3 separate regions of the Mus musculus genome follow, and regions 2 and 3 are each linked to region 1. A link is a loop called in an ENCODE intact Hi-C map of the cell type or tissue named here. Cell type or tissue: left cerebral cortex. All regions are shown on one strand.

Evidence for each region. Hi-C counts contacts between places; a loop is a spot of excess contacts. Peaks named below come from ENCODE experiments on the same cell type or tissue, not always from the same donor. Only the 100,000 strongest peaks of a DNase experiment are listed, where the experiment ranks them.
Region 2: a loop joins it to region 1, with 2.4 times the contacts of the local background. A loop is called at or near these places in 4 of 42 quality-filtered maps.
Region 3: a loop joins it to region 1, with 2.2 times the contacts of the local background. A loop is called at or near these places in 9 of 42 quality-filtered maps.

The regions. Positions count from the first base shown.
Region 1 is chr15:80,222,246-80,230,245 of GRCm38, forward strand. Gm46521 (a long non-coding RNA gene) reads left to right here and starts at 3,356. Exons shown (of 2, transcript XR_001781722.2): 1 at 3,356-6,969. It also overlaps the pseudogene Gm8375. In left cerebral cortex, CTCF peaks have their summits at 3,169 (motif pointing left) and 3,761 (motif pointing right); DNase peaks (open chromatin) are centred at 3,176 and 3,750.
Region 2 is chr15:80,168,315-80,176,314 of GRCm38, forward strand. Mgat3 (mannoside acetylglucosaminyltransferase 3) reads left to right here and starts at 5,407. Exons shown (of 2, transcript NM_010795.4): 1 at 5,407-5,524. In left cerebral cortex, no CTCF peak of the experiment used is centred here; DNase peaks (open chromatin) are centred at 4,931, 5,982 and 6,425; H3K4me3 peaks cover 2,632 bases; H3K27ac peaks cover 1,957 bases.
Region 3 is chr15:80,133,412-80,141,411 of GRCm38, forward strand. All of the region lies in intron 1 of Tab1 (TGF-beta activated kinase 1/MAP3K7 binding protein 1), which reads left to right. It overlaps Gm31253 (a long non-coding RNA gene), which reads right to left. Exons shown (of 3, transcript XR_384256.4): 1 at 1,217-8,000. Among named protein-coding and RNA genes, the nearest start is that of Tab1, 4.3 kb to the left of the region's middle. In left cerebral cortex, a CTCF peak has its summit at 4,788 (motif pointing right); DNase peaks (open chromatin) are centred at 710 and 5,106; H3K4me3 peaks cover 1,472 bases; H3K27ac peaks cover 3,348 bases.

The DNA of each region.
Region 1 (8,000 bases):
CAAAACAACCCAAGCAGACCCAAAAGAGTCCACACAAAGCAAGATCTATATTTGAATTAGGCAGCAAAAACTGACCAGTCAGGGACAGCAGCACAGACTCAGAAGCTGACTGCAACCCCAAATGTTCATCTTAGTAAACATATAAACAGAAAAATCACAAGGCCCATGCACATCTGTCCTAAGATACAGTTACAATTTTTCATCAATCAATCTTTTTTTTTTTCTCTCATGGTTATGTTTTGGGGAACAAAATAAGGATAAGGAGAAAGTTGGCTAGCCATCTGGAAAGCTCCCCTAGAGCCCAGGAAAATCATTTCATCTGATGATCAAAATGGAGTCTGAAAACAAAATGGTAGCCCTTAAGGGTTATAAGTCTCATTTGATTGATCCCAACATGGCTTGCCTGGAAGCCTGTCTTTCTGAAAACTGAGCATGCTCCCCAGGACCCGAGCCTTTTGGAAGGTCACAAGAGACATAGCCAGGTCCTCTTCTACTCAACTGTCCATCAGCCAATTGAATAGCCACTAATCACCATCCTTGACCAACCTTTCTCCTCACTCTCTCCTCCTTTCTCAGTACTGAGGAGTGAGCCAGGGCCTCATACATGGTAAGCAGGTCATCTACCACTGAGCCACACCCTTGGCCTTCTTTAAAAAAAAAATTAGTGCAATTGAATTAGTTGGTTATTTTATTTTATTTTAGAAAGGGACTCAGCATGTAACTCTGTCTGACCTGGAATTCAGAGTTGGTTCTACCTCCCTCATGCTGGGATTAAGGGCATGTACCACCATGCTTTGCTATTTTGGGACAGGGTCTCACCATGTCCAGCCCTGGCTGGTCTGGAACTCACAGAGATCCCCCTGTCTCTGCCTCTTGAGTGCTGGGATTAGTCGGGCATGTGCAGCACCAATGCCTGACTCACTTCTTTATTTTTGGGACAAGAGTCTATTTATGTATTGTAGGCTGGCCCTAAAGTTGTGATCCTCCTGCCTCAGGTTCCTGAGTGGCTGGGATTGCAGGCTGTCCCACCAGGCCCAGGTCCCCTGCATCTCCTGACCAGTCCATCTGTGGACTGTCCATCTGTGGACCAGCACAGTGTCCCTCTGTGCTGGTTTGTTCTGTGTCAAACGTAACACAAGCTAGAGTCATTAGAGAGAAGGAAACCTCAATTGAGAAAATACCTTCAGAAATCAGGCTGTAGGCAAGCCTGCCGGGAATTTTCTTAGTGATTGTATGGGAGCATCCTTAGGCTGGTGGTCTTGAATTCTATAAGAAAGCAGGCCTAGCAAGCCATGTGGAGCAAGCCAGCACTCCTTCATGGAATGTAGATCAGTTCTGGCCTCCAGGTTCCTGCCTTGTTTGAGTTCCTGTCCTTCAATAATGGACTACACCATATGGAAGCCCAATAAACCTTCTTCTCTCCAACTTGCCGTTGATAATGGCTTTCATCATTACAGCAACCCTGCAACATAGTAACCCTGACTAAGGCGCTTTCTATTAATAGAACTTTAGGCTCAACATCAGTTGGCAGGTTTGGGAAGAATGAACGCCACCTCCCTCCATCCCCCAGCTGGGTTGATAAAGACGCCGGTACTGAAGTGGGCAACTGGACTCTGTGACATTTTTAAAAGGTTGTGGATTCTTTGTGCTTGGGGCAACCCCCTCAAAAAAGTTCTTACCCTAGCGTAGTTGGGCACATCACCCTCACGACAGGACAGTGTGACCTTTTGGTCTGACACCCACAGGTTCCACTTAACTTCCTTTACTCTGTCTTGGTTCAACTTATTGCTGCATCCAGTCTGGCTGCAGACTGTGAGACCCACCCTGAAAGCTGGGCATGGTGGCATACGCTTGGAACCTTAGCCATTGAGAGTCTGAAGCCGGAGAGTCATCTTGAGACCACCACCAGCTGGGCTACCTAGTGAGAAAGAAAGGAAGGAAGGAAAGAAAGAAAGAAGAGGGGGTACTGGGGAGATGGCTCACTGGTTAAGAGCACCAGCTGCTCTTCCGGAGGACCAGAGTTCAATTCCCCACCACCCACATAGCAATTCACAGCTGTCTATAACTCCAGTTCTAGGGTATTGCCTACTCTCATGCAAGCAACACCAACACATTAAAAATTAATAAATTTAAAAAGAAAGAGGGAGGGAGGAAGAGAAGGAAAATGAAGGAGGGCTGGAGCTAAGGCATCATTGTTAGAGCATTTGATTGGTATGCAGGAAATCTTGGGTTTGATCTTCCAGGCTGCTGGAACCAGGCATGATGGTTCACGCATGGAATCTGAGCAGTCGGAAGATGGAGGGGAAGGAACAGGAATTCAAGCTCATCCTCAGCCCCACGGCAAGTTTGAGGCCAGCCTGAGCCACCTGATTGGACCCAGTCTCCCTGAGAGCCTGGGTTCTTGATCTTGGCATTACTGTCATTCTGGGTCAAGCTCACTCTTGGTCATGGAGCCGTGACACAGGTGGCAAGTTATTAGTAGTATCCTAGCCTCTGACAGCTAGATGCCAGTGCAATACCCTCCCCAAAAGCATGACAACCAACTGTGTCCCTAGACACAGAATATCCCTTTCCACTTAGAGCTGGTGTGTGTGTGTGTGTGTGTGTGTGTGTGTGTGTGTGTGTGTGCTAAGATGCCCTAGAGCAGATGTTCCCAACCTGTGGGTCCGACCCCTTTGAAGCTGCTTTACGATCCTTTCACAGAGACAGTTTAAGACCATTAGAAAACACAGATGTTATAGAGTTAGGGAGGTTGAGAACCACTGCCCTAGAAGGAACTAGAAATATGGGCAAGAGAAGCAGATGCAGGAGAGCCCAGTTCAAGACCACTGCTGGCTACATACAGAGTGTATCATTGTCTCAAAACAAAACAAAAAGCAAGGTGTGTCGGTGCCTGCCGTTCATCCCAGCACCCAGAAGGCAGAGAGACCGGTCTGATCTCTAAGTTTCAGGCTAGTCAGGGCTACATAGGGAGACCCCCGCCTCAAAAAACAAACAAACAAACAAACCAAAACCAGAAAGGGGGAATGGGCTGCCAGGTGCTGCCCAGATGACCTTGAGTAGCTCTGAGGGAGCCTGGGCGCGCTGAATTGGGTGGACTGGTTACCAGTTTTCTGAGGTCAACGACAGAGCACACTAACCCAACTGGGTCCCTTCCAGCTGGGCTGCACTGCCCCCTGGTGGTCAGCGAGGCCTAAGGCACCCACCTGCCAGCTCTCTCCCCCTTCATTCTTCGTTGTGCTACAGAGGACTCAAAGCAGTTCATACAAACATCTATAGCCAGGGTGCCGATGAGGTAGTTGGATGAATGAACACATGCCCCGCCAAGCCGGACATCCTGAGTTTCATCCCTTGCATCCAGATGCTGGATGGAGAGAACTGACTCCTGTAGGCGCACATGCAGCACATGTATGCAATAAACAAACAAGCGTAATATAACACCTCAGTTATAGATATGGTTTTGTTTGGTTTGGTTTTTTTGAGACAGGGTTTCTCTATGTATCCCTGCCTGTCCTGGAACTTACTATGTAGACCAGGCTGGCCTTTTAACTCACAGAGATCTGCCTCCCTCTGCCTCTTTAGTGCTGAGATTAAAGGTGTGAGCCACCATTGCCTGGACCCATATTATGGTTTTATGAAAGCATTTATATGTATGAAAATTTAACTATATATTTTAAAAGATTTATGTGCATAGGTGTTTTGCAGGCATGTATATCTGTGTACCACATGTATGCAGTACCTATGGAGGCCAGAAGAGGGCGATGAATACTCTGGAACTGGAGTTGATTGTGCTGATGACCCCTTGTCCTCTTGCAGGGCAGTCAGTCAGTGCTTTTAACCACTGCACTATTTCTCTGCCCCTCTGAGTGTATTTTAGTTACATTCACTGCAGTGAACAATCTGCATTATTCATCTTTTGACAGATATCATTTTTTTCCTAAACGCAGCCTAGATTTTCAAAGACAAGGTGGATACTGACATAAAAAGACAAAAAACAAAACAAAACTGGGCATGGTGATGCACACCTCAAATCCCAGCACTCAGGGAGGCAGAGGCAGGCAGATCTCTGAGTTCAAGGCCAGCCTGGTCTACAGAGTGATGTTCAGGACAACCAGGGCTACACGGAGAAACCCTGTCTTGAAAACCAAGAAAGGGGGGTGGGCGAGGGGAGGGAAAGAGTCAGGCAGACGGACTGTGCATTGCTCTCTGAGGACCTGAATTTGGCTCTCAACACTAAATCCTGGGGATCAGATGTGACCTCAAAACCACATTCACTTATGTTTACACTATCTGTCCATACACATATAATTTTAAGATAATAAAGATACATCCTCCACCAAAAAAAAGAAAAATCACAGAACTCTATGAAAGTCAAACAAAATGAAGCCTAAGAAATAACGCAGAATGAAGAGGGAGGAAGAAAGGATTTGTCTGTTCTCCTTTTCCGTAGATAAGAAAGTATCAGAACTTTCTAGGAAGTGGCCAACCTTTGAACACACTCAGCAATGGAGGGTATCCATCTGTGTTCAGGTGTGAGCTCTTCTTGGTGTCACTGAGCTCTGGCATGAAGCACCCAGGGCTGCTCACTCTCCCTTGCATGCTACCATCTACTCCTCTGGGCTGGTCCCTAAAGAGACTGTATGCAGCACAGGCAAGCCTAGGGCAGCCACTCTCCTCCCAAGGAAGGAGGATTCCTGAGCATTTGGGGCCAGCTGGGGAAGGGCAGTCTAGGTTTCATAGCAAGGTCCCGGTTCAGAGAGTCAGAGAGAGAGAGAGAGAGAGAGAGAGAGAGAGAGAGAGAAAGGCATTTGTGTGGGCTCTCCATGCGTGCATAGTTAGAACAGCAAACCCCTTTTCTGCTGAACAAATACCTTAAAGAAACACACAAGCCCGCACTGTCAGAGGCAGGTGGGTCTCTGGGTTCAAGGCCAGCCTGGTCTACAGAACAAGTTTCAGGACAGCCAAGGCTACTGTACGAGACCTTGTCTCCAAACAAACAAACAAACAAACAAACCCTTGGAGGGAAGCAAGAGCGACAAGCTGCTTTTGGTGAACCAGGAGTCAACGGTGTCAGAGGCCAAGGCTGCCAGACCCTCTAGTGACTTTATGAACCTCGAACACTGTCTCAGATTATCCCTGTTGTTTTACCAATCTTTTTGCGTTATAAGTGGCAGTCTTGGGGCATCCCGGCATCTGGGTGTCCACTTTGTCCTTTGAGGAGGCAGCATGGTAAGGCCTCATCTATAAAATACGTACACAGTGCACAGATACCCAGTGCTCTCAGGAGCAGAGGGGATGGAGAGGGGATAAGAAAACCATCTGCCACTGACCGTGATGGAGTATAACTTTAAGCCCAGCATTTGGGAAGCAGAGGCAGGTAGAACTCTCTGTGAGTTCAAGGCCAGCCTGGTCTATAAAGCAAGTTCCAGGACAGCCCAGAGCTGTTATGCAGAGAAACCACAGGCTCGTCTTCCATCGGCTTGTCCCAACATGGCTGTGCAATAGGCAGCAGAGATTTACATGTCTCCCTCCTGCCTGCGGACCCTGCATCTAGCACATGGCTCTGGGACAGTGCTAACTGGGTCCTAGGCTGGCTTGCTCTCCAGAGCTTCACTGCTCTGGTTATAACCATTTCCTCCACCAGCCTGGGTTGTCCCCTGGGAGGGGTGGGGGAAGCAGGCTGGACTCAGTGCTCTCTCTTGTCACTCAGAAACAGTTTCCAAATTTATTTCCCACTGTTTTAGGTGGACTAGCATTTACAGAGGGGCTCGACTTTCTAAGACAACCTACTGGGCAAAGTAAAAGAACGTGTGGCACAAATCACACACTTCTGTCACCCGCTGGAGCAGGGGCTACCCTTCCAGGAAGGCGTACCTGACCGCTCTTTCAATCTCCTTGTCCCCTCTGTGCCACATAAAGCTCCCTCGTTCCAGCTTCTTCAAATTCCCTCCAAAAATGGGTTCTCTTGCCCCTCTCCACAGCAGGCCAAAACAAGTGGCCCCAAGCCAAGACCATCTGGGCACAGCACAAACGGCTGGCTTTTGTCCCCTTCTTCTTCCCGTCATCCTCCCTTTTACTTCTCAGTAGAATCTCCCAGGCCTCCAGGACTCGCCTTTCATTCTCCAGCCTCCAGGTTTCTGCCCTGGTTCTCGCTGTGCCAGCTAGCCACAGAGAGCTCCTAGTGCGGAGTACAGCATCAAGCTCAAGGGGCTTTGTGATCACATGCAGTTCTTCCTTGGAGACCGTGACCCTGGAGACCACGCCTCCCTTTGTGACTATGCCCTCTGTCTATCCTCTAGCCTCTCTGTCCAATTTTCTGATTGTCCCTTCCCAGTTCGCTTGTCTCTTCAGAGTTAGATTTTAGTGTCCCCAGCAACGCCCCCGGCCCCCTGTGGAGAATTCAGACCTGAGTTCAGAATCTACTTCCACCATTCAGCTTACTGCCAGTGCCGTAGTAGTTCCAGCATTGGGGTGGCTGAGGCAGGAAGTGCAGGAGTTTGAGGTTGGCGCTAGGGAGATGGTTCAGTTGGGAAGGTGTCTGACACACGGAGGACCTGAGTTTGGAACCTCGGTATCCATGTAAGATGCCCGTACAATAGGGCGCACTTGTGAGCCCCGTGCAGGGAGGCAGACAGAAGGATTCTGGGGGCTGGCTGGTTGGTCAGCTAATCAAGCTGAAAAGGGAAGATTCGGGTTCAGTGAGGAGCCCTGTCTCAAAATAGAGGACAGTTGAAGAAGACTTCTGATGTTGACCTCTAACCTCTCCACACACATGAACACATGTACATTTGTTTTTTGTTTGTGTGCTTGTTTGTTTCTAACAGACTTAATTCATTTATTTTTCTTGTATAAAAACCCTTTTGTGGTAGCCACAGCTCGAGCTGAACAGAGACTCTGGTGTGGGTTTTCACAAGATGATCAGTGAATTCCTGATAAGGAGACTTGGTGAACACAGAGGTCGGGGGTCAGGTAGGTCTTGGAGGTGGCATCAAAGGTGGCCTTGGCAGTGTTGCCCAGGGTGGCAGTGTAGTCTTTGACTGAAGTGTAGCAGTCGTCTATACTGGCCATCATCAGGAACTTCTTGGGTACAGGAGCAGAGACAACGCCAGTGCCTCTGGGAGCAGGGATGAGACGCACCAGCACAGAGTCACAGCGACATGTCGCCTTGCATGGAACAGTGTGGGGCTTGCCAATCTTGTTCCCCCAATAGCCTCTCCACACAGGGATGATGGAAACCTTGGCCAAGGTGATGGCTTCTCAGATGGCAGTGGCAACCTCCTTGGAGCACTTAACGCCAAGACCAACGTGACCATTGTAGTCCCCTATAGGGACGAAAGCCTTGAACCTGGTCCGCTGGCCAGCCCGAGTCTGCTTCTGCACTGGCATGATTTTCAGAACCTCATCCTTTAGGGATGCACTCAGGAAAAAGTCAATGATCTCAGTCAGACTCCTTGATGGGCAGGGAGAACAGGTAGATCTCCCCCAAGGACTTGGTCTTCATGTCCTTAAACCAGGTGGCCCAGCTTGGCGACAGGGATCCACTTCTTGTCTTCAGCTTTACCTCCACGAGCCCCGAGGCCTAGACCACGGCCACGGCCCCTAAGACCTCTGCCGAACCCTCCGCAGAAGCCATCAAGGCCTCCTAATCCTGGGCCCAGGGTGCACCAGAGTCACCTGCCATTTGGTGTTCTCCTGAAAAAGAAAAGAACCGGCCTGTACATTTGTAACTGAACACAACCCCTCCCTACCCCCCACTTGCACCTCTACACAGGAGGCTGCACAGCAAGACATTGCCTTCAATACAAATGTAAAGGTCTGGGCTGGCGAGATGGCTCCGCAGTGAAGAGCACTGACTGCTCTTCCGAAGGTCTTGAGTTCAAATCCCAGCAACCACATGGTGGCTCACAACCATCTGTAAAGAGATCTGACTCCCTCTTCTGGAGTGTCTGAAGACAGCTACAGTGTACTTACAGATAATAAATAAATCTTAAAAAAAAAAA
Region 2 (8,000 bases), 54 kb before region 1:
GACAGTGTCCATGTGACAGATCCGAGAGCTCACAACCATCAGGAACTGTAACTCCAGAGAGGTTCGGGGCTTCTGGTCTTGAACACTGACACCCACGTGCACATTCTCAACACAGAGATGTACATAGTGTTATTTAGAAAATAAATAGGCACGTCAGTCTCAGCACCTGTGTGGAATCAGATGGCAAGCGAAGCCTATGTCAGTCTTCTGCTTTCAGCACGTGGGGCTCAGGTCTCCAGGCTTGGGGACATACTCCTTTATTTGCTGAGCCATCTTGACCACCCTCAATTCATTTTCTTATGCTACAGTCAGGCTGTGTGTATGCTAAAGGTCATTCTACCAGCCAATCTGGGTGGACAGTAGGCCCTGTGGCCTCTTTGTAGCTGCTCTTGGACTTTATGGATGAATTCTGCTAAGCTTCCAGCTCTACTCTCCATCCTGGCTCCAGATACACGGTCTGGACCCTTGACCAGGACTGAAGCATAGTGTGTTCTTTTTTTTTTTTTTTTTAAGATTTATTTATTTATTATATGTAAGTACACTGTAGCTGTCCTCAGATACTCCAGAAGAGGGCATCAGATTTTGTTACGGATGATTGTGAGCCACCATGTCGTTGCTGGGATTTGAACTCGGGACCTTCGGAAGAGCAGGCGGCGCTCTTAACCACTGAGCCGTCTTGCCAGCCCCGCATAGTGTATTCTTGCCCATCTAATGGACCAGAGAAGCCTCTGGGTCACACAGGTCACCTCTGAGGCCATGGTTTTTAGGCTCAGAGAAGCAAAATCTGGATATTCCTGAGGTTGCCTTCAGGCTCAGCCCAGTCATCTTCCCTGGAGACAACAGGCTACTGGGTAAGGGTCAGCACGGTTCCCAGAAGGACAGACATTAGACATCACTGGCCACCCAGCTGTTGAAACTGCGGTCAGGCCAGGCAGTGATGGCGCATGCCTTTAATCCCAGCACTTGGGAGGCAGAGGCAGGCGGATTTCTGAGTTCGAGGCCAGCCTGGTCTACAGAGTGAGTTCCAGGACAGCCAGGGCTACACAGAGAAACCCTGTCTCAGAAAAAAAGAAAAAAGAAAGAAACTGCAGTCAGGTAGCCAGACCCCAAGACAACATCTTGGGCCTGCGTCCCCATCTCTGACTTGTGGGGCTGCTTCCCTGAAGCAGGCATTGCTGTGCATGCAAGAGGGACATAAAGGCAGAAGAGGGATTCTGGGTAACTGGATCACCTCTGTCAGGTTCTCAGGGTTGGTTCCCAGCCCAGTCTCTCCCTGTGGTGACACTGTGGAATGTTGCGGTATTGTTTTTTAGGGAGTGCCCAGTAGGGATTTGTAGGCTCAAGGGTATGACCTGGGTGTGCACATGTATTTGTGTATACACAAGGCTTTGTGGCCATGAGACAGAGTGGGTATGGAAATACCTACTTTACACACAGCTGGGACAGGTCAGGACTGGGTCTCTGGGTTCCTGCAGATGTGTATGGACAGCAGTGGGTGTGTCAGCTTCTCTCCACAGATGCTGAAGCAAGAAGCAGCTTAGGCAGAGACAATGGTGGTCCTCTCCTCACAGCCTGCATGCTGTGCCCTTCCAGTGCTGTTTCCAGCTCTGCCCTGACCTCCAAGCTGCTCCCAGCATCCCTTGCTTACCTGCTTTCTCCTTGTCTCTTCTGCTCTCAGAAACCCAGATTTTCCTGGTGACAGGTAGGAGGCTCGCTCCTCCCAGCCCACGATAGCCTGGAGTCCGAGGCTGGCATGTAGCTGAAGCTCCCGGCTCAGGATCTAGAACATGGGCTGGAGTCCTAGCTCTGCTATTCAGATACCCAACCGTCTCTTCCTGTCTCACTTGTCACCTAATGGGGGCTTTGGGGCTGCTCAGGAAAGCACAGGGCCAGAGGACCCTGGTTGGAATTGGAAATAGAGCAGGGACCTGAGTTTCTCGGGGTTTATGAAGGATGCTGTCATCCCAGGTCATGCTCTGGTGGCACATAACAACCTTGGCCCACCGAGGGTACTTTCCAGCAAAGGGGCCTCCCTCACCAAGGGGCTACCACTTTTCTCTGGGCTCTCTCCTGCTACAAGCCTCCCACAGACCCTCCTGGTGAGAGGTATTCCTCAAAAAAGAAGCCAGAAGCCAGCTAGGGAAGGCGCCTGAGGCTCCTGGCCATTTGGCAGGATTTGTGGAGCTCCTGTGGTCTGTGTGCCAGGCTGTGCTGGGTGCAAGCAAAGTCAGCAAAGATGCCTGCCCTCCCACCGGGGAAGATAGGCAGATGAGGCCACACGAACATGGTGAATTATCTGCTATGCTTGCAGGTGAAAAGTCCGTGGAGGGGGAGGAGAAATGGGAGGGGAGAAGGCAGAGGAGAAGAAGGGTAGACAGTGGGGGCCCAGGGAGGCTGTGCTTGGCAGAATGCTGAAAGGCTGGGTTTGAGCAGAGGCTGAAGAGTAGGCCTAGACAACAGTGGGAGGATGGGCTTGGGATGGTCCCTGAGGTGCTGAAGAGCCCAAGATTCATAAACGTGTCCCAACTCCTTTGAGAATTTGACGATAGTCTTAAGCCCTCCCCAGGAACACATACACCGAGCATGCCCTTGTCCACATACCTATGTTCACGTGTGTGTGTGTGTGTGTGTGTGTGTGTGTGTGTGTGATCGCGCGCACAGTCTAAGTCACACCCATGTGTTAATGCATATGCTGACATATGCTTACAAGCACACATGCTTTTGAGAATTTTGGAATATTCCTGGATACCTTGCAATAATGGATCCCTGTCTATCCACTGCCTCAGGCTTGATCAGAGTAGAAACTGAGGCATGCAGAGAGAAGAGACTTGTTTAGGGTCACCCAGGTGAGGATTCTCCAACTAGAACTTGGGCGTGGTCTCTGGAAGTTAGAAAGCCCTTCAGGGGCCTTCAGAAAGATGGGGTATCTGGGCTAGATCCTGAAGGATGAGTGGGAACCCCTCACCTGTAGACCCAGAGGCCAGGTGAGATGACCCAGGGAGGGGAATGCAGCTGCCTAGCAGGCAAAGCCAATGCTTGGGTAACAGACCTAGCAATTGTTCCCCGAGCCAAATCAGCTCTAGAAAGAAAGAGCCAGCTTGAGTTGTAAGGTGACACCGTGCAACATGCTGGGGGCAGGATAATCTTGTATCTGGGCTTCTCCCAACTCCAGCTCCTACAACCTCCAAGTTTACCAGCCAGTCCTGAGGAAAGGGGGGCGGGGGGCGAGGACCACCTACCAAGCCCCTCCCTACACCCCCCCCCAACAGGAAGTGACTAAACGGGTAGCCAGATGCTGCTGATATCGGTAGGAAGGACGATCCTAGCACCCTACTCTACAATGAAGAAGCTCAAGGGTTCACGGTGGGACAGGACTAGAACCCAAGCTTTAGTAAGTCCATATTCCCTGCCTCAAGCTGCTTTGTCAAAGAGAAGGAACTGAAAGAGGTCAGAGGAAGGGGAAATAGAGGCTCTCTCTTTCTTTCCTGCCAGATCCAGGGGAGGTGAGCTCCTCCTCCCAACGGGTCTGGGCTGAGCCAGGGAGGGGCATTTGCTATCCTGGACCATACCCAGGACGGCCTAGGAAGTCACTTGCTATCTCTGAAGGGCTGGGGAAATCTGTACTCACCACACTGTCCCAAAAGACCAGGAAAGAAACCCCAAGACACGGAGGCGGACTTTGGTATGACCCTAACCGAGACAGCTCCTCCTCCTTCCCAGAGGCCTCCCAAGAAGCTTGGGAATTTGGAAAAGGAAGGAAAACAAAGATCCAAGGGTGAGTGGGGGGTCGGGGTGGGGAGAGAGAGCAAGCAGCAGGTCTCCAGAACCTTCCAGATGTGTCCAACTCTGTGCAGGGCAAGGCCAGGCCATCTCTTTTCCTCCACACAACTGCAGGGGGTGGTACTTCTCATTGCCTCCTAATGCAGAAGGCTCAGGGCAGGCAAATGGGAGTGTTTTGCATTATACTGAAATCAAAGGCCATGCAAGTTGTGTGTGGAATATAACCTATGGTAACTGGCTGGCATATGGGAGGGTCTGGGTTTCATTCCCAGCGCCACAATAAGTAAATACATTCAGACAAATTGATAACCTTGAGAGGGAGACAAGTTATAGAGGTGGTGTACTGGTTTTTAGGTCACAACAGAATGCCTCAAATCAAGAAAAAGTGTCAGGGCTGGAGAAATGGCTCAGTGGTTAAGAGCACCCTTCCAGAGAATCTGAGATCAAGTCCCAGCACCCATGTCAGGTGCTTCTGACTGCAATCCAGCAGGGCTCTGGGGATATTTAGATCATTTAGAGCCGGGTGTTGGTGGTGCACGCCTTTAATCCCAGCACTCAGGAGGCAGAGGCAGGCAGATCTCTGTGAGTTCAAGGCCAGCCTGGTCTACAGAGTTGAGTTCCAGGACAGCCAGGGCTACACAAGAGAATCCCTGTCTTGAAAAAACAAAATAAATAAATCTATCATAGGTGACCTGAGTGCTAGAGATGCCCATTATAAGCAGCATCCTGGGGGTGGGGGGTGGGGAAGAAGAATGGAGAAACCTCCAAGTCTGGGGTTGAATCCCAGATCCAGCACATTCTGTCACCCTCTGCGCCTCATGGGTGGCTTTGTGCATTGATGAAGAGGGTGGAGGCAGAAGGATGTACAGAGGCCAACACATCCGAGCAAGACACAAACTAGCACGGACACTGTGTCGACCCAGTACCCAGTGTTTTAGACGCTTTCCTGTACCAGGCCTCTGCATAGGGCTACAGTGATGTACACACCGGTCAGGACTTTGTCACACCACCACACAGGAGGCCTGTGCCCCCAGCCACAGTATGCCCACAATCACGCCACAGTACGGATCTATCTACACACCCCATGCACATAAGGGCCAATCTATCACACGCTGCAGAACACAGACACACAGATCCACTCACACGCAGAGCCCGACAAGCACTTTGGCCAGCTCCGCCTCACACAGCACACACACCCGCACAGGACGCCCGGGCAGTGGGCCGGCGCACGCACGGTCACAGGCAGGGCACGCGCACACTCGCGCGTCCGATTGCTGCGCACACACACACACACAGAAACACACACATACACACGAAAGAGGCGCGGGGCGGTGGCGGGAGCTCGCGGTCCAGGCGCCCCTGGCCCGGAGCGCGCAAAGCCCGGCTGGCGGGGGAGGGGACGCGGCCGCGCGGGGGCGGGGCGGGGGCCGGCGGGAGCGGGCACCTCCAGCGCAGCGCTCGGCCTCGCCGCCGCGCCCCCGCTACCGCCCCGGGGTGCAGTCAAGCGGCCGCGCCGGGCCCGCGGGACGGGGTGGAGGTGGGGTGGGGGGCGGGGATCGGGCCGGGCCCGGGCCGCGCTGCCTGCGATGCCGGGCGCCCGCCGCAGCCGCCGCCGCCGGAGCCCGGGATGGGGCGAGGAGAGGCTGCGGCGGACGCCAGCATCTCCCCGCCGGGGACCCCGGGGGCCCCGGAGCCGCCGCCGCCGCTGCTTCTACCGCCGCTGCTGAGACCCAGCGGACGATGGGTGAGTTGACCCTGGAGCCGGGGACCCGCGCCGCAGCCCTGCATCTTCCCCGCACCCCAGGCCTCGCCTCCGCGTCCTCCCCACTCCCGTCTCCCCCCGTGGTGGTCCCGCAGCCCCGGGGGCGGGGGCATGGGGCCGAGTAGGGGCGAGATGTGGGGGACTGCTTAACCGGCGCCCCCTGCCCCCACCCGCCTGCTCTCCGCAGCTCTCCGTGGCCGCGGGGCAGAGCCTGGCGCGGCGACCCCCTCCCTTGGCTGGACCGGGGTGGGGTGGGGGCGTCCCGAGGCGCGGAGCTCCAGCCATGCTTTGTGCGCTGCGCTCCCTTCCACCTCCGGCGCAGCTCGGGGCTGGGGGCGCGAGGCCTCAGCTCTTGCCTTCCCCACCCCCGATCCCGGGCTGCTGCGGCTGCTGGCCGAGGCCCAGGCGCGGTTGGGGTGCTGGGCGAGTGTGGGGGCTGTGGCTGGAGCTGTAACTACAGCTGCCTTAGTGGGGAGCAGGGAAAAGCTTAGCATGAGAGGCCCCCACCTTCTACTGGGGAGGGGTCTCCCTCTCTTTGCACTGCACTGCCCAGGGCGGAGGAGGGCTCCTGGCTGGGGGAGGGCGCTATAAATATCTACAAATAGTTCTAGAACCGGGCTGGGGTGGGGAGGGGAGCTTGCTTGGTTGTGCTAGTGGCGGGGGTGCCTGAGCTGGGGCGCAGCATCTCTGACTGCTGCGCCCCAGTCATCTCCGATGGCCTGAGGTCTGATGATGTTCCCTCGCCTGCGGAACTCAGAAGGGGGATGTAGGCAGGAACATTTTCCCTACTGGGATTTTTCTGTGGTCCTCCATCATCTCTGGGACACGGGTGCAGAAATGCCTTCATGGGGGATTGACCTGGAGGGACACAGTTATTAAAGGTCCAGGCAATGAGCCAACCGTGAGGATGACAGGGAGAGCAAGACAAGGCTCTCTCCTTCTGGGAGCTGGCAACTCCAGGATTATTAGTGCTGCCCAACGCTAAGGAGATAGGCAGGGTTTCTGGGAAAGTTAGAAAGAGGGGCTCTTTGCTCTAGGGAGGAAGAACCTACTGGAAGACGGAAAAGTTCCCAGGGCTGAAGAAATAGTAAGAGAAAGGACCGAGAGATGTGCTCTCTGGTGTGTTGAGAGATGGTGTGTAGCATGGTGGGACACTGAACCACGAGGAGAAATGAGCTGAAGAGTGGGTATCCATGTGTGGCCAGCTGTGGTTGTATAGTGATTAGTACTGTATGTTATGGTTGCAACAACCATGGTTCGAATCTGAGTCCCAACACCAGTGATAGGACAAATGCCGTGAGAGGTGAGGTGGGGGTACTTTTGGCAGGTGGTGCCAAGGTGTGCCTTGGAGTGTGGACATGAGGGATAGATAGATGGAGGCAGACACACAGGGAGACAGAGATAAGAGTTCTGACAGAGATGAGAGAGCTCTGGGGTGACTGGAGCCCTATTTTATGGGCAGCACCTAGCACACCTCGTGCACCGGCATAAGCTGCTGTTAGGTCCCCGAGGGTACGCCAGTGGGAACGCCTGATTACCTCTGAAGAGCGCTTCCGAACAGGATGGCCAGGTAGAGAAAATGTGGATGTCCACACCAGGAAGCTAGGACTGGCTCCAGGGGACTGCAGGGAGCTAGCTGTTCTTGGCAGGGATTGAGCAAATGGCCTCAGCGGCCTCTTTTGGAACTCTGTGTGTCTTGTCATTAGTGCTCATCAGTTACCCCATGCTGTGCTGTGAGGTATGGTTGTATGTGTGAGTGTCTGTGTGTGTGTGTATGTGAATGTCTATGTGTGTGTATATGTGTGTGTGTATATGTATGTGAGTGTGTAGGTGAGTGTCTGTGTGTATGTCTGCGTGTATATGAGCGTCTATGTGTGTCTGTGAGTATATGTGAGTGTGTGTATGTGTGTGTGAATGTCTATGTGAGTGTCTGTGAGTGTCTGTGTGCGAGTATATGTTTGTCTGTATGTGTGTGTATGTGAGGATCTGTAGCTGTCTCACTTCAGGAAGTTGGTGCCCTGAGCCTCAGTTTCCACCTCTGTGAAGTCGAGAGTCCTCCCCAGGATTTTGGCGAGGACTAGAAGTGAGGTGGCATATAAGGATGCCTGACACCTGCACCATGGTGGGAAATTGCTGGCTGCCGCATTGGTATTGTTACCTGTAAAATGAGGCCATCTGATGCCAGCTGGCTGTGAGGCCAGTTTCACGGGGGGGGGGGGGGGGGGATCGGGCTATGCTGAGGATCATGGGAGGACTGGTGTGAAAGGGAGGGTCAAGGACTTCCCTCTGGGATTCTAGGAGGAGGTGAGGAGTGAGGAGTGGCCGGCAGGAGGGTGGGTGCTCTACAGAGAAGAGTGCCCTGGTCCCTCTGGGTACCCACCACCATGCAGCTCCTTTGAGGCATACTGCTCTGCTCCTGGAGTGCTCTTCTTCTAATCAGACCTAGCTCTTTACTTGG
Region 3 (8,000 bases), 89 kb before region 1:
CGGAGTGGGAGCGTCCTCGAGCCGGAAGGGGACGTGGCGCCGCCGAGCGGGCCATCCGGAGCGTGGACACGACTAATAATAAATAGCCCCCCGCTTGTGTAAGGCGTGCTGTATCTCTGGCATTGTGTGGACCGCCTCGCGTTTATAAGCTTCGCCAGCAGCACCGGAGAATAGTTAGCGACTAAAAGTTTTTACAGACGAGGAAACCGAGGTCAGGCAGCTGGTGAGCGGCAGAGGCAGAGGCAGGATTAAAATAGTCTGGTTCCAGAAACACCCCTAAGGTTTAGGCTCCTCAAGTGAGGGCGTAGGGTTTTACTTCTGCCTCCCAGTTCACCGGGTCCCGTTGAAGGTTGGCTCCAGGCACCCCGACCTGGTCATCTGGACCTCCACGGTTTGATGTAGTCTACCCGTCCCTGCATCTTTCTCACATATGTGCAGTTACACATGTATGTATGTTAGCTCAGAGTACTGTTTGGATCTGCCAGGACAGGGCGGGGATCCCTTGGCCTTCCTTACCGTGGCACTCTGTAGGAGTTGCCTCTGGATGTCTGCTTCCTTGAAGACCAGCGCCTCTTAGCATGTTGACTTCACCACCCTACCACCCTTGCATGCTAGGTGCTTGGTCAGTGTCTGTCACAGAATGAGGAAATTGGTCAGGAACTAGGTCTTGGCTTTTCAAGGGTGGGGGGAAGTAGCTTGCCTGGCCTAGAGGATCTGAAGCCAGAGGGAGACGTGGGGGAAGAGAGAGATGGCTTTCCCTTCACTATTGTGTGCCTGCTCGGGCCTTTTGTAAAACCCTGGGAGTAAAGAGGTCTGGCTCTCTGTTTTGTAAGGTCCCAGAGGGCAAGGCCCTTGTATAAATGTCCCCATTGTAGAAAGCGTCTGGGGAACACTGATATGATTGTGACCTTGAGAGAAAGAGGGGCTGGGAAAAAAATAGTGACTGATGCCGACTGAGTTGGCTTGCTAACAAGAGAAAGGTCGACTGGGTCAAGTATCTTCTGTCTCTTCCTTGTGATGGGACCCAAAGAACACCAGTTAGGGCAGAGTGTAGGCTTTTCCCAGCACACAGAGAATGTGTTCTCTGTGTATGCTGGCGGACTTTAAAAAGGGGGAGGGAGGGCCGGCTTTAACCCGTAGTGTCTTGATGCTAGGGAAGGAACAGGAAAAGATAACTGTGTAAGGCCCCTTCCATCCTCAGGATGAAAGGACATACCTACTGAGAGGAATCCCGGTGTCCCAGCCGGGCAGGGTGCAGGGCTTGCTGACCTGTCCTTCGTCCTGTGTCTGGTGAGAGCAGCTCCAATATCTGTGTTCTGCAAATGACCTTGAAAGCTGCTAGTCTGGGCCTCTTGGGAAGATGAAAGGGCAGCAGGGGAAGAGGAGCGTGAGCCCCAGCACCGTGGCTAAGGCATAGTCAGCGTGGACTTCCATAGGGAACCCTGGACAGGCCGCAGAGAACTGCAGGGGATTCAGGGGTGTTAAGTCTCAAACCCAGAAAAATAGCTGAGGTCTCAACACATCAAAGTGAGCCTGGTTGTCAGGCTCTCCCAGCATCCCTCGGGCTGCTCTTCCTATAGAACTGAACAATTTTGGTGACCCACCTCTTTTGTACCTTTGTCTTTTTGGCTGCTGTACCCCATTCCCTTGCTTTCCCCTTCCCTTCCCTCCCTCTCCCCCATGGCTTAGGGTTCGACTCTGGACTCTCTTAGATGTCTCTGCCTCTGCTCTCCCATTTTCCTACAGTAAGAACTTTTCTCCTCTACCATACCCACACGTAGGAGCAGTCATGGCCTTTCCTTTTTAGGTTTTTTTTTTTTTTTTTTTAAATTCAGTTTTTTACAAGACAGGAGGGACACCCAAGGGGAATACAATGTATTTAACTAAATTTGTATGTGAGGGGTCTGAAAATCCATGTGTCAGATAGAAATAGTGTGTTGACAGGTAGTGAACAGTTGTGGGATAGGCTGGTAATGGGCTCATGTGGGTCTTGAAGGGGCATCATCCTTGGGCAGTTTGGTAGAGTTTCTGGAAGAAAAGGCCTTCTGAGGGATTTTTACCTATTATCTCTAGTCAGTGTGCTTTAAAAGGGTTTGGTTTTGGGGATTTTGGATTTGAGGGCTTCCTGGGTAGTTGGTTTGTTTTTAATTTTAATTTTTTAAAATTCCATTTTGCCTGCATGTAAGTGTTCTGGGTACATGCCTGGTGCCTGTGGAGGGCAGAAGGAGGTTCCAGTCGTAAGGTTCTGACAACTGAACTTGGGTCTCCTGGAACAAAAGTCAATGTTCCAGGCTACTAAGTCATCTCTCTAGTGCTGAGTTTGTTTGATTGTCTTGAGACAAAGTCTCACTATGTATCAGTGGCTGACCTCCAGCTCACTATATGGCCTTGAACTTGGAGATCTGTTTCCGAATGCTGGGGCAGCATACACCACTACATTCAGCTAAGAAAAGTGGTTTTAAAGAAAATCTTAGAATGGTGGTTCTCAGCCTTCTTAATGTAACTCTTTAAAACAGTTCTTCATGTTGTGACTCCCAACCACAAAATTATCTCATTGCTACTTTATAACTAATTTTGCTACTTGTTATGAATCATAATGTAGCTATCTAACATGTAGGATATCTGATATAGAACTCCTGTGACCTCCAAAAAGGTCTTCACCCGCAGGTTTAGAAGACCCCAGCCATAGCAGCCTGAAAAAAGCCTGTGAGTCTCACAGAGATTTACCCATAGTTTCCCCGGTCCAGAAGGCCTCCCAGGAGAACCGATACTATAAATGGACTGCCACAGTGTTTCCAATTCTAGATGGTAACAGTCAGCTGTGGGGGCTCTGCGAATACCAGGAGATCCTTACCACAGAGTAAGGATCTGAGTGTCCACATGAGGCGAGGAGGAGATCTGGTTCAACAGGAATCGGTAGCTGGTGTGGGGTCAAACTTCTAGAAGCCGATTCAGAGCAGTTTACTTTAGCCATGTGTAAGCACAGTAGAGCTTTGGAAAGAAGCTCTCCGTGACAGTTATCACAGTAATGCTTAAGGCGGGGCTGCCTCGAAACTCTTGCAAAATCCTTAAGGATGAGTTCTAGTGACTGAGAAATAGTGCTCAGGATGAAGGTCTAGGGAGGAGTCTGGGATGAACACAGTAGTATGGGGAATGCAGCTGTGGTCTGGCCCTACAGTCTGCACAGGTCACCAGGCCGTGAACAGTATCCATCCCCAGCTCTCTGGCAACAGCAGGTATGCAGCCTTCTGTTGAAGAGACAACCCTGTGTGTTCAATATTCCTGGTTTCCCTCATGCTTATCAGTGTGCACAGGGACCTGTTGCCCTCTACACCTCAACAGCAGACTTCTGTCTTCAGTGCTGCTGTGAGTGAGCCAGTGCCTTGCAGTGACCCTTGAGTGTTCCTCCTGTGGTAGGCACTGTGCTGGAGCAGGGGTGGTGGTGGGGGATGACGACGACACGCCCTGACAGATGCTAAACAGCAAGTACAGACTCTGTGTAATTTAATAATAGTTAATGAATCAGGCAGATCTTTGAGAGTTCAAGGCCAGCCTGTTCTACAGAGTAAAAACCAGAACAGATAGAACTACACAGAGAAACTTTGTCTCAAACAAAAGCAAAATCCATTTGGTTTGTTACTATGACTGTAATCCCTGCTCCTCAGGAGGCTGAATTAGACTTGAGTCCAGGCATCTGTGGCCAACCTTGGCAACACAGTAAGATGATATCCCCCAAAATATAAAAAAAACCCAAGTTTTAAGCAAGCAAAGGATGTTGTCACCCTGAAGTCGTGTTTAGACTGAAGTTTGTCCTGAGGAATGATATTTATGCGATCACATGCTGCGGCCTATGCTTTTTCCCCTGTGCACCTTAAACAAGCGCAGGGCTGCGCTCAGGTGGTCGTGTGCCTAATGTGCATGAAGACCTGTGTTTGATTCCCAGCACCTCATAAAACAGAGCGTAAGGACAGTCTTGTAATCCTGGGACTTGGGAAGCTGGGCAAGAGGGTGAGGGGCTTGAATTTGACTATATGAGGCCTTGTCTCTAAGCAAATGTGCCCACTGGAAAAAAACATATATTCAGGATACACACACACACACACTGTGTGTATCCAGGGCTGGTGATAAGGCTCATGGAAGAGTGTGCACAAGTCCTCAGGTTCCATCCCCAGCAATAGGGGGAAAAGGAAGGAAAGAAAGAACAACGTACATGTGTCAATACCTGAGCGGTGTACTAGCTACTCACCAGCCTGGGATGGGGGTCCAGCTGCTGGTCTGGTCTGCAGAGACCATCCCGCAGTTCTTAGGAGCCTTGTGAGCGTCCATCATGGAGTCTGACAGCAGCATAGAGCATTTGATGGAGCTCTGGAAGGCAGTGGGAGCCTGGAGTGAGTTGGCCTCAGAGAAGTGGGTCATACAAGAGGTTTATTGGAGAGAAGGAACTGCTGTCCCTCACCCTAAGCCATCTTCCCAGGGCCATTGCCCCCCCCCCCCCCAAGCTTCTTTTTGGTCTCTGTGGCAATGGATTGCTTTCACCACAGAAACACTCAGCCTTTTCATGCCATAATTTGATATTCAAGCTGTGGCCTGAACAGGGAACAGGGCTTTGTCCACTTGTCTGCCGGGGGTTTTGAGATGAGTCGTGTGGGAACTATTACTGCAGACCTTGATTTCGATAAGAGTCCATGAGAATGTGAGGAACTCATTCTTAAACAAACATGCACAGGTGTTTGTGAAGCCTCTGAGGCCACACACACAAGGGTCACTATGAGTTTTCAGAGCACAGCAGGACTGTAGGGGGCTCCCTCTCAAGACAAGACCGGCAGGAATTAGGGCCTTTGATGTGGCCACTCGGCACACTTTCTGTTGAATTTTAGGAACTGTTCTTTTGAATGAGGGAGGAATCTTGGTTCCTGTGCTCACTGTGTGTGTGTGCGTGTGTGTGTGTGTGTGTGTGTGTGTGTGTGTGTGTTGCTCTGTGCTGAGACTTGGAGTGTGAAACACCCCCTTTTCAGCTTCTCCAGGGCTAGCGCCCCCTGAGCTCTTGGCCTGGCATTTGGAGCCGTGGGAGAAAGTATGCATCAGTTAGTGCATGGGTGGAGGAGTGGGTGGTTTGTGTGAGTGGCAAATATGCGACCTTTCCAGAAATTGTTGAGCAGTGTGGAGGAAGGATGAGACTTGGCAGACGTGTTAATAGAATCCTCTGTGGACGATTCTTGTGGATAGTCCCTGGCAAAACAAGCGAGGAACAGGAGACCACGCGCAAAGCTCAGTCAGCCACGACATAGCAAGAATGCTTCTGAGTGGGTCTGTAAAGTCAGAGCCAAATCTTCCTGGCTCACAGCGACACGGCCTTCTGGCCTTGGCTGGTTACTTGCTGGGGCTTGTGTCTGAGGCACAAGGCTACTGGGCCTCTTGTTGACAGAGCACCCAGAGTGTAGGAGAACTACCCATTTGTCACAGGTCCTAGGGCACTGTTATGAGGTCAGTGTGTTACATGTGTGTCTTAAGTTTCAATTGCTGTGAAACACCATGACCAAAAAACAAGTTGTGGAGGAAGGGGTTTATTTTATTTGGCTTGCACTTCCATATTGCTGTTCATCATTGGAGGAAGTCAGGACAAGAAACCAAACAGTAGAAACCTGGAGGCAGGAGCTGATGCAGAGGCCGTGGAGAGATGCCGCTTACTGGCTTGCTCTCCTAGCCTGGCTTGCTTGAACCCAGGACTACCAGCCCAGGGATGGCACGATTCACAGTGGGTTGGGCCTTTCCCCATTGATCACTAATTGAGAAAATGCCTTACAGCCGGATCTCATGGTGACATTGCCTTAACTGAGGCTCCTTCCTTTCTGATAATTCTAATCTGTGTCCAGCTGACACAAAACCTAGCCAGTACACCCGAAGAATACAGATTTCAAGTAGTGAGCCGTTTGACAGTACTAGACTAAAATACGACATTGGCCAGCGGTCACATGGTCAGTAACCTAAATGTGGAATGCCTAGTACTCATGCTGAAGCCGCTGGAAATAGCCTCTGAGACCTTGTGCAGTGTTCTCCTGGAGCCCAGGTCTCCACTGTGTGGGTTGGGATGTGTTGAAGGAGCAACAGGAATGGCTGCCATTGGGAAGGCATTTGGTTTTCAGTTCCCTTCAGACCTCAGATGCTGTCAAGAGAAGGGCTTAATTTGGTCTGTGCTCTCAACACTCTTATGACATTTTTCTCTCTGTGTTTTTTTATTTGTTTTTTGAGATAGTGTTTCTCTGTGTAATAGCCCTGGCTGTTGACTCACTCTATAGACCAGGTTAGCATCCAATTCATAGAGATCCGCCTACCCCTGCCTCCCGAGTGCTGGGATTAAAGTCCTGTGCCACCACAGCCCGTAAGTGTTCTTTCTCTTTTTCTAAAAAAAGATTTAGTTTGGTTTTAAGCATGTACATGTGTACAGGCCTGTGTGTGTGTGTGTGTGTGTGTGTGTGTGTGTGTGTGTGTGCACCTGTGAGTTCAGGTGCTAGTGGAGTCCACCGAGGGCATCAGATACCCTGGAGTTGGTGGTTGTGAGCTGTCCTGTTTTCTTGGCACTGAACATTTGGTCCTTTGGAATAGCACCACTGAGTATCCTCCCCTCCAGCAAGGGATAGTTTCAAGACTAGCCCTGGCTAGCCTGTTCTAGGTTGGCCTCGAACTTGTGGTAATGATCTTTCTACTTTTTCCTCCTGGGTACTAGACGGAATACTGACTGCTCATCTCTTTTAACAGTTAAAGGGCCTGGAGAAGTGGCTCAGCAGGTAAGAGCACTTGCTGCTCTTCTAGAGCTTACGGCAGGCAGTAGATTGAGTACATCTTCACCTTTTGTCTTCTAGATACCATAAACCATACTGGCTTTCCACTTACCACAATACTGGAAAAGTTTGCATTCAAAATGAAGTCCTCTGAGAAAGAAATTGACAGTTTTAAGATAAAGTTGGAAGTGGATTGATGGCTTGTAGATTGATCTTAGCCTTTTGGCTAAGGTCATGTGTAAACTTGGAAGTGTATCATTTACTGAGGAGGCTGTGTAGCTGGCTGACATTAGGGAAACACCACTCTCCCCAGGTGGATTGGAGCAGGAACTTGGGCGTAGATAGGACTGAGAAATGCAAACAGGTGAATTTTGCTTCCTTGTGCTTTCTGTGGTGCTTGTTGGGTAAAATTTGTCTTAATCTTACTAATACGCCAAAGCAAACATCAGGAACTTAGTGTTTAAAGACAGTCAATGTAAATAAAATAAGTAGGACTTTCTTTTAGGAAGGTGCATTGCCGTAAGTCGTTGGCTTAAGTCTGCTCTCATCCCCGTGACTGTAGAGCTAAGACCTTCATTTGAGGTCTCTTTGCATTTTTTTTTACATTTATGCTTATTTTGTGTCTGTGTGGGGAGGGTTAGAGGATTTCTGTCGTTCCACCACATGGATTTGGGGGACCAAACATGGGTCTTCAGGTTTGGAAGCAAGGGACTGAGCCATCTTGCCCACCTGTATTGGGCTTTTCTTTTTGGTTGTTTTTGTTTTATGTAGGGTCTCTCTACATAGCCCTGGCTGTCCTGGAACTCACTATGTAGACCAAGCTGGCTTCAAACTCAGAGAGACCCTGCCGCTGCCTCCCGAGTGCTGGGTTCAAAGGTGTGCCACCACACCCAGCTCTGTGCTAAGCTTTTCCAAGAAGGCAAGTCTTCGATGTGGAGCCCTCCTGCCAGAAGTGGGTTTGTTTACCATGGCTTTTGTCTGGGCAGGTTTTTAGAAGTCATTTGAAGTGCTGTGTGGAAGGTTTTATCTGAATAAGCTAGACAGCTGTTATGAGATTGTGGGCCTTTCTGAGGGTGAGATTCAAAGTTGTCAATACCCTGGAAGCCAGAAGGAAAGCACTAAGGTCTCATTTGACCCATGTGAATGTACATTTAAAAAGCATACTGCAGGACTATGGTTGGGGGACACCGGCCTGCTGGACTTCTCGGAAAGAAGGCCATG